Linked DNA regions of Mus musculus: region 1 is linked to region 2. A link is a contact called in ENCODE Hi-C or POLR2A ChIA-PET data. All regions are on one chromosome and are shown on one strand. Each heading gives the region's core, a stretch centred on a gene start or an enhancer-like site at or near the end of the contact. The rest is flanking DNA. Distances are from core to core; before and after follow the strand shown.

Region 1 (2,700 bases), core at 111-2,610, 350 kb after region 2:
ATACTACTCAGTTCCTTTCTTTCTCTTTCTTTCTTTTCTTTTTTTTTTTTTTTTACATTTACTTATTTTGGGTATGTGTGCATGAAAAAATCACAAGACAACTTGTGAGAGGCAGTTCTCTCCTTTCACCATGTGGGTTCCATGGATTGAACTCGGGCATTCGGACTTGGCAGCAAGTGCCTTTTACCTACTAAGCCATCTAACTGGCCCCTCAGCTTATTTCCTTTGCTAAGATTGTATTTTTAAATTATTAATTTCGAGACAGGGTTTCCCTTTGAGGCCTTGGCTATCCTGGAACTTGCTCTGTAGACCAGGCAGGCTATGCATTCACAGACATTCGTTTTTGTTGTCTGTTGGGGGTTGAGTATATGCTTGTGTGTTCCATGTGTATGCAGGTGCCAAGGATATCTGAAGAGGGCATCAGATCCTTCTGGAGCTCAAATTAGAGGTGGTTGTGAACTCCCCTGATGTGGGTACTGGAAATGGAGCTCAGATCCACCGAAGAGCAGCACACAGAACCATCTCTCCAGCTCCACCACTCAGCTTCTCAAGAACATGAGATATTTTTATAATTGACCCTTTGAGTTGTGACCTCTGCCAGGAACCCTCTACATCTTTATCAGACTTGAATTTGTTCTTTAGGATCCCTGAAATCACCATTCCCCCCAACAGATCTCCTTTCTTTGTATATTTACATGAATTTGCTTTTATCCCTGAACCTTAACTTTAGTTGACTTATTCATCTGTATTCTCCCACTTGTTATGGCTGCCATCTTGGTATAGTTTCAGGCCTCTGTCAAAGAGTTATAATATTAACTATGGCTTAGTTCAATTTTCCATAAATTTTATGACAAATTAACACTACTATTTCCAATTTTTCAGATGTGGAAGCTGTTGTCCAGGGTCATGCCAACATCATAAATACAAAGAGTAAAAAAGAAAAGAGGTTTCGATGCTCAGGTTTGTTAAGCCACTAAACATGCTATCTCAATATTTTGTTCCGAGTAATAAAAGAATGAACAATAATAAATTGCTTCTTTACTAACTTCATAAAAGGAATAAATTCGAGAGCTGCAGATAGGGACTCCTTGCTCCGGATCTGGAGGCTTAGGCTTAGGCGCCGACCACAGGATCCTGGGAAGTCTGATTTACAAGGCAGCAGGAAAATGGGTGGCTCTGGACCGGAACCAGAAAATAAAGTTCAAATACTCACCGCCCTGCCCCAGGAGTGGTATACGCGGCTGCCTGACTCTGACAGGTCGGAGTCGAGGACTAGGTCAAGCCTAGGAGCCTTGTTTATTGATTAATGGACCAAGGCCACGGAAGCACTTCTTCCCAATCGCCCTCTGCCACAGGAAGTTATTACTAGCCTACATGCAACGCCTAAAATGTCCGTATCCTGCACAGCACTCTGAGAGCCTCTCCCCGCTTTCTGGTATTGTGACTCCCTAGTGCTATTCACATCTTTAAAACTCTGCGAGTCTTGAAAGAGGAACTCCAACATTTCTGTCCAGAGAAGCCTCAGGGAGGTGGGAAGGAGGAGGAGAAGTGAGCGGGAACGTAGAGAGCGAGGGGTCGGGGTTTCCGAGGGACACATTTTGAGATTGCACCCGGCTAAGGATGGCTGATCCTACCCCTCAGCTAGATGCGCCAGCTCCCCAGGAAGTCAGTAGCGAGTTTAAGAAGCCGGTTTTACCAGTGCCTTCCGCAGTACGGGGTAAGGCTCCGGCCTCCAGTCCCTCCGTTTCTGAGGATGTGAAGAAAGAATGTCTCGCGGCGCAGCTGGACTCTGGATGTGAGGAGCCCGAGGTCCCGCCACCGCAGCCGGACAGCCAGGAGACCGGGGGTCCACCGGTGGAGCAACTCCGCTCCCCGCGGGTAGCTCCTGCGTCTGGCGGTCCGACCCGGGCTCCTCCGTACCGAGAGCCATCGTGGGGCAGCCCAGCCACGGCCCCCTACAGTCTCGAAACCCTGAAGGGTGGCACCATCCTTGGCACCCGCACCTTGAAAGACACGAGCTGCTGCTTTTTCGGGAGACTTGCTAGTTGTGACATATGTCTGGAGCATCCTTCCGTGTCTCGGTACCATGCTGTACTACAGCACCGGGGGGCGGATCCCAGCGGAGACTCTGAGGGTCATGAGCAGGGCTTTTATCTCTACGATCTGGGAAGTACCCACGGCACGTTCCTCAACAAAACTCGCATCCCACCCCGCACTTACTGTAGAGTCCACGTCGGGCATGTAATGCGCTTTGGAGGCAGCACTCGGCTCTTTATCCTTCAGGTAGGTAGAAAAATCTAAAATAAAAATCTTGGGACTTCACTGTTTTTGGTTTTTCAAGACAGGGCTTCTCTATGTAGCCCTGGCTGTCCTGGAACTCTCTCTGTAGACCAGGCTGGCCTCGAACTCAGAAATCCGCCTGCCTCTGCCTCCCGAGTGCTGGGATTAAAGGCGTGCACCGCCACGCCCGGCGATTCTGAGTTTCTTTAAGGTTTAGTTGAGTAAAAGGATTCTGGTAACCAATGACAAAAGCACAGGCCTCATTCTGGACCCACAGGTCTGTGTACGTTGCTGTGTCTCAGAAAGTAATTTTCTCACTTCTGAATCCATATATGTATATATTTTACCCATGATTCATTAGGGACCAGAGGAAGACCGAGAGGCAGAATCTGAATTAACAGTAACACAGTTGAAGGAATT
Region 2 (2,700 bases), core at 28-2,527:
GGCAAAAGAAAAACAATTAGATAATACTTCATCTTAAACACGGACTCACTTCACATACACTGTTTAATACACTGGTTCCCAAAGTATTCCTATCATGCAACTGGTGATTTATCAGATAATTTTACTGGTCCAAAAACAAACATATTATTTGTACAAAAACCTGCAACTCACGTTTTCAGTTGATACTGCTAGAAACTAAAGAGTGTAAATCTGAATAGAACAACTTAAAACTATTAGGAAAAATGGCACTGCAGTTGATAGCGGTAAGCGGTAAAAGGTAACGTAAGCAAAGGTTAATTTGAATTTATGTAACAATCAATGTACCTCCAAGGGCAAAAAGACCTGGTTATGTCCTAAACCTGCCCAGAAAAGTGAATTACCTCCTGTGGGGGTGAAGTCGCCATCTCTGTCTTGTCCAAAAGACGGCAAACTTGCCGCGGGATAAAAGGACCAGTATAAGGAAACATAACTGGCCCTTGGCTGCGCCAATGGGGTTGCAGCGCGCGGGGCACAACCCCCGGGGTTAGAGCCACTTGGAGGAAAAGGCTGAGACACAGTAAGAGGGAATGAGCACAAGAGGACTGACTGCAATCAGACAGAGACACCACCACCTGCCATTCCCCAATCCTGGCCGTGGGGGCAGCTTTCGAGCCCCAGGCGAGCCCTGATTTCCCTAAGCCTTAAGATAACTGCAGGTTCACCCAAGTCCGAAGGCCCAACGTAACGAGTTCAACGTAAGCAGTGCAGAAACCTGAGTCCAGTTTACCGCGCTACATACACCGAATTGGGGAAGAAGGTAAGACCGGCTGGCAGAGATGGGGGATGCTCAGTGGCCCCAGTGGGGACGGAGGAGAGAGCTCGACGGTTCTCGGGAGAAGCGCAAAGGCTAGGAGGCGCGCTGTCTTGCGCGGGAGTAAGACGGGAATCGGGAATCGGTTCCCATTGCCTTAGCGCTACGGCAAAAGAATGGGAGGAGTAATTTTGGGTCCCCCGCACACCCCGTTGCGGTACACTCACCCGCGCCAAAGTCCTTCCGGAAGTCCAAGTTCGAAGATGGCGCCGCCTGTCGGGTCGCGGTTTTATGACGAAATCTTGATCGGCTCTTCCTTGCCCCGCCCCCGAGACAAGGTAAACGCAAGCTTGGTCTGGAACGCGTTTCCTGCCGAGCTTTCTTTTAAACTCTGTGTTCCATAATGCAGCGCGGCGCGGCACTGAGCCCTCCGACGCCCGCGAGCTGGAGCGTGGCTTCCGCGGCCCTAGGACACTGCAGGGCCTTCTGGGAATTTCAGCGACCGGAAGGGGAGGTCGGCGCCTGCGCGGCACCGCAGCTCCACCAGCAGCCTTGTGGAAAAGCATTGAAGAGGAAAGTGTCGCGCTTCTGCTGTCGCCGAGCGTTCCGACCTGCCTTTCCACCCAGGTTGCTGGCTTTGTGGAGAAAAGAGCCTGACCACACCTGATTCTTAACTACAGTCCCGAGCTTCGACGGACTAGGAGACAATCCCTCGCCCCCAGAGATCTCCTGATTTTCTGCTGCCAGTGAATGAGCCAAGACAGGAAGAAAATAAAGAGGAGGGCTTGGAAAGAGGCCAAGGGAAGAAAAGAGCGGGGGGAGCCTAGCCTGGGTGGGTAGGCTGCGCTTTTAAAGAGAGCATCAACCCAGGCCTCACGCCACTCCCTCACTGGGAAGTGGCCTCCGAGCAACAAGGTTTTCAGCCTTTTAAAACCATGTAGCTTTCACAGATCTGCCTTTACCCAGGAGGAGGGCGAATTAAAATGAACCGGAAGAGGTGAAATATGGCAGCTTTCCCCTTTCTAAATAGTCTTGTTCAATTATTCCCTTGGTTAAATCTTTACAAAGAGTAATGGTGCACGCTTATAATCCCAGCACTCCGGAGATGGAGTCAGGAGGATTAGCAGTTCAACGTGATCCATGACTACTTGGAAATTGGAAATCAGCCTGTACTATATTAGACCATGTCTCAGAAAAATGAGAAAGGGAGAAAACAATGGGGCACGTCAACTCCCAGACTAGGTACTCAAGGCTGAAGCAGGAAGATCTCTTGAGCTCAGGAATTCAGGTTCTACCAGGGTAATCCTGTATCCTACCAATTAAAAAAGGAAAAAGGGATTTAGCCAAAATCTGAAAGGAAAGAAAGAGAACACCCAGTTCTCCGACATCCTCTTATGCTCAAATGACAGCATTTTGAATGGCTGTCTTCCTCTTTTAGATAATAGCTCCTAAACATTTTATAGGGAGTAACAGATTTAGTGCTTTGATGAACAACATCTCTTAAAATCCTGCCTCTGGTTAAGTTCTCTTTGGTTTTATCACACAAAAAAATTTTTTTAAAATAACTTTGATTTTGGAAAAAGATTCTCAAAGTTTAAGATACAACAAGTGAAAGCTCTTTTCTTTCTTTTTTAAGATTTATTATTATATCTAAGTACACTGTAGCTGACTTCAGACTCACCAGAATCATTACGGATGGTTGTGAGCCACCACGTGGTTGCTGGGAATTGATCTCAGGACCTTCAGAAGAGCAGTCAGTGCTCTTAAATGCTGAGCCATCTCTCCAGCCTGAAGGCTCTTTTTTAAGCTTAACTAACCCTGCACGCAGTTGATCTGTTTCTCATTGTTGGTCCAGCGTATGTATTTATACTGAAATTCCCTTTTATGGAATACCATAGTTGGTCTGGAGC

The links. A loop is a pair of places that touch in the nucleus more often than their neighbours do. ChIA-PET counts read pairs that join two places held with the same protein, here RNA polymerase II (POLR2A).
Region 1: a map of T-helper 2 cell shows a loop between it and region 2 (2.7-fold over the local background). The contact joins the promoter of Supt7l here to the promoter of Gtf3c2 in region 2. A Hi-C loop is called at or near these places in 1 of 37 maps with a recorded cell type or tissue (T-helper 2 cell). POLR2A ChIA-PET finds 5 or more read pairs at or near these places in 1 of 5 experiments (embryonic stem cell).

Annotation. Positions count from the first base shown.
Region 1 is chr5:31,525,402-31,528,101 of GRCm38, forward strand. Supt7l (SPT7-like, STAGA complex gamma subunit) reads right to left here and starts at 1,361. Exons shown (of 5, transcript NM_028150.2): 1 at 1,214-1,361. It overlaps Slc4a1ap (solute carrier family 4 (anion exchanger), member 1, adaptor protein), which reads left to right and starts at 1,594. Exons shown (of 14, transcript NM_001347328.1): 1 at 1,594-2,283; 2 at 2,642-2,700. The coding sequence starts at 1,621.
Region 2 is chr5:31,178,867-31,181,566 of GRCm38, forward strand. It overlaps Gtf3c2 (general transcription factor IIIC, polypeptide 2, beta), which reads right to left and starts at 1,278. Exons shown (of 19, transcript NM_027901.2): 1 at 1,018-1,278.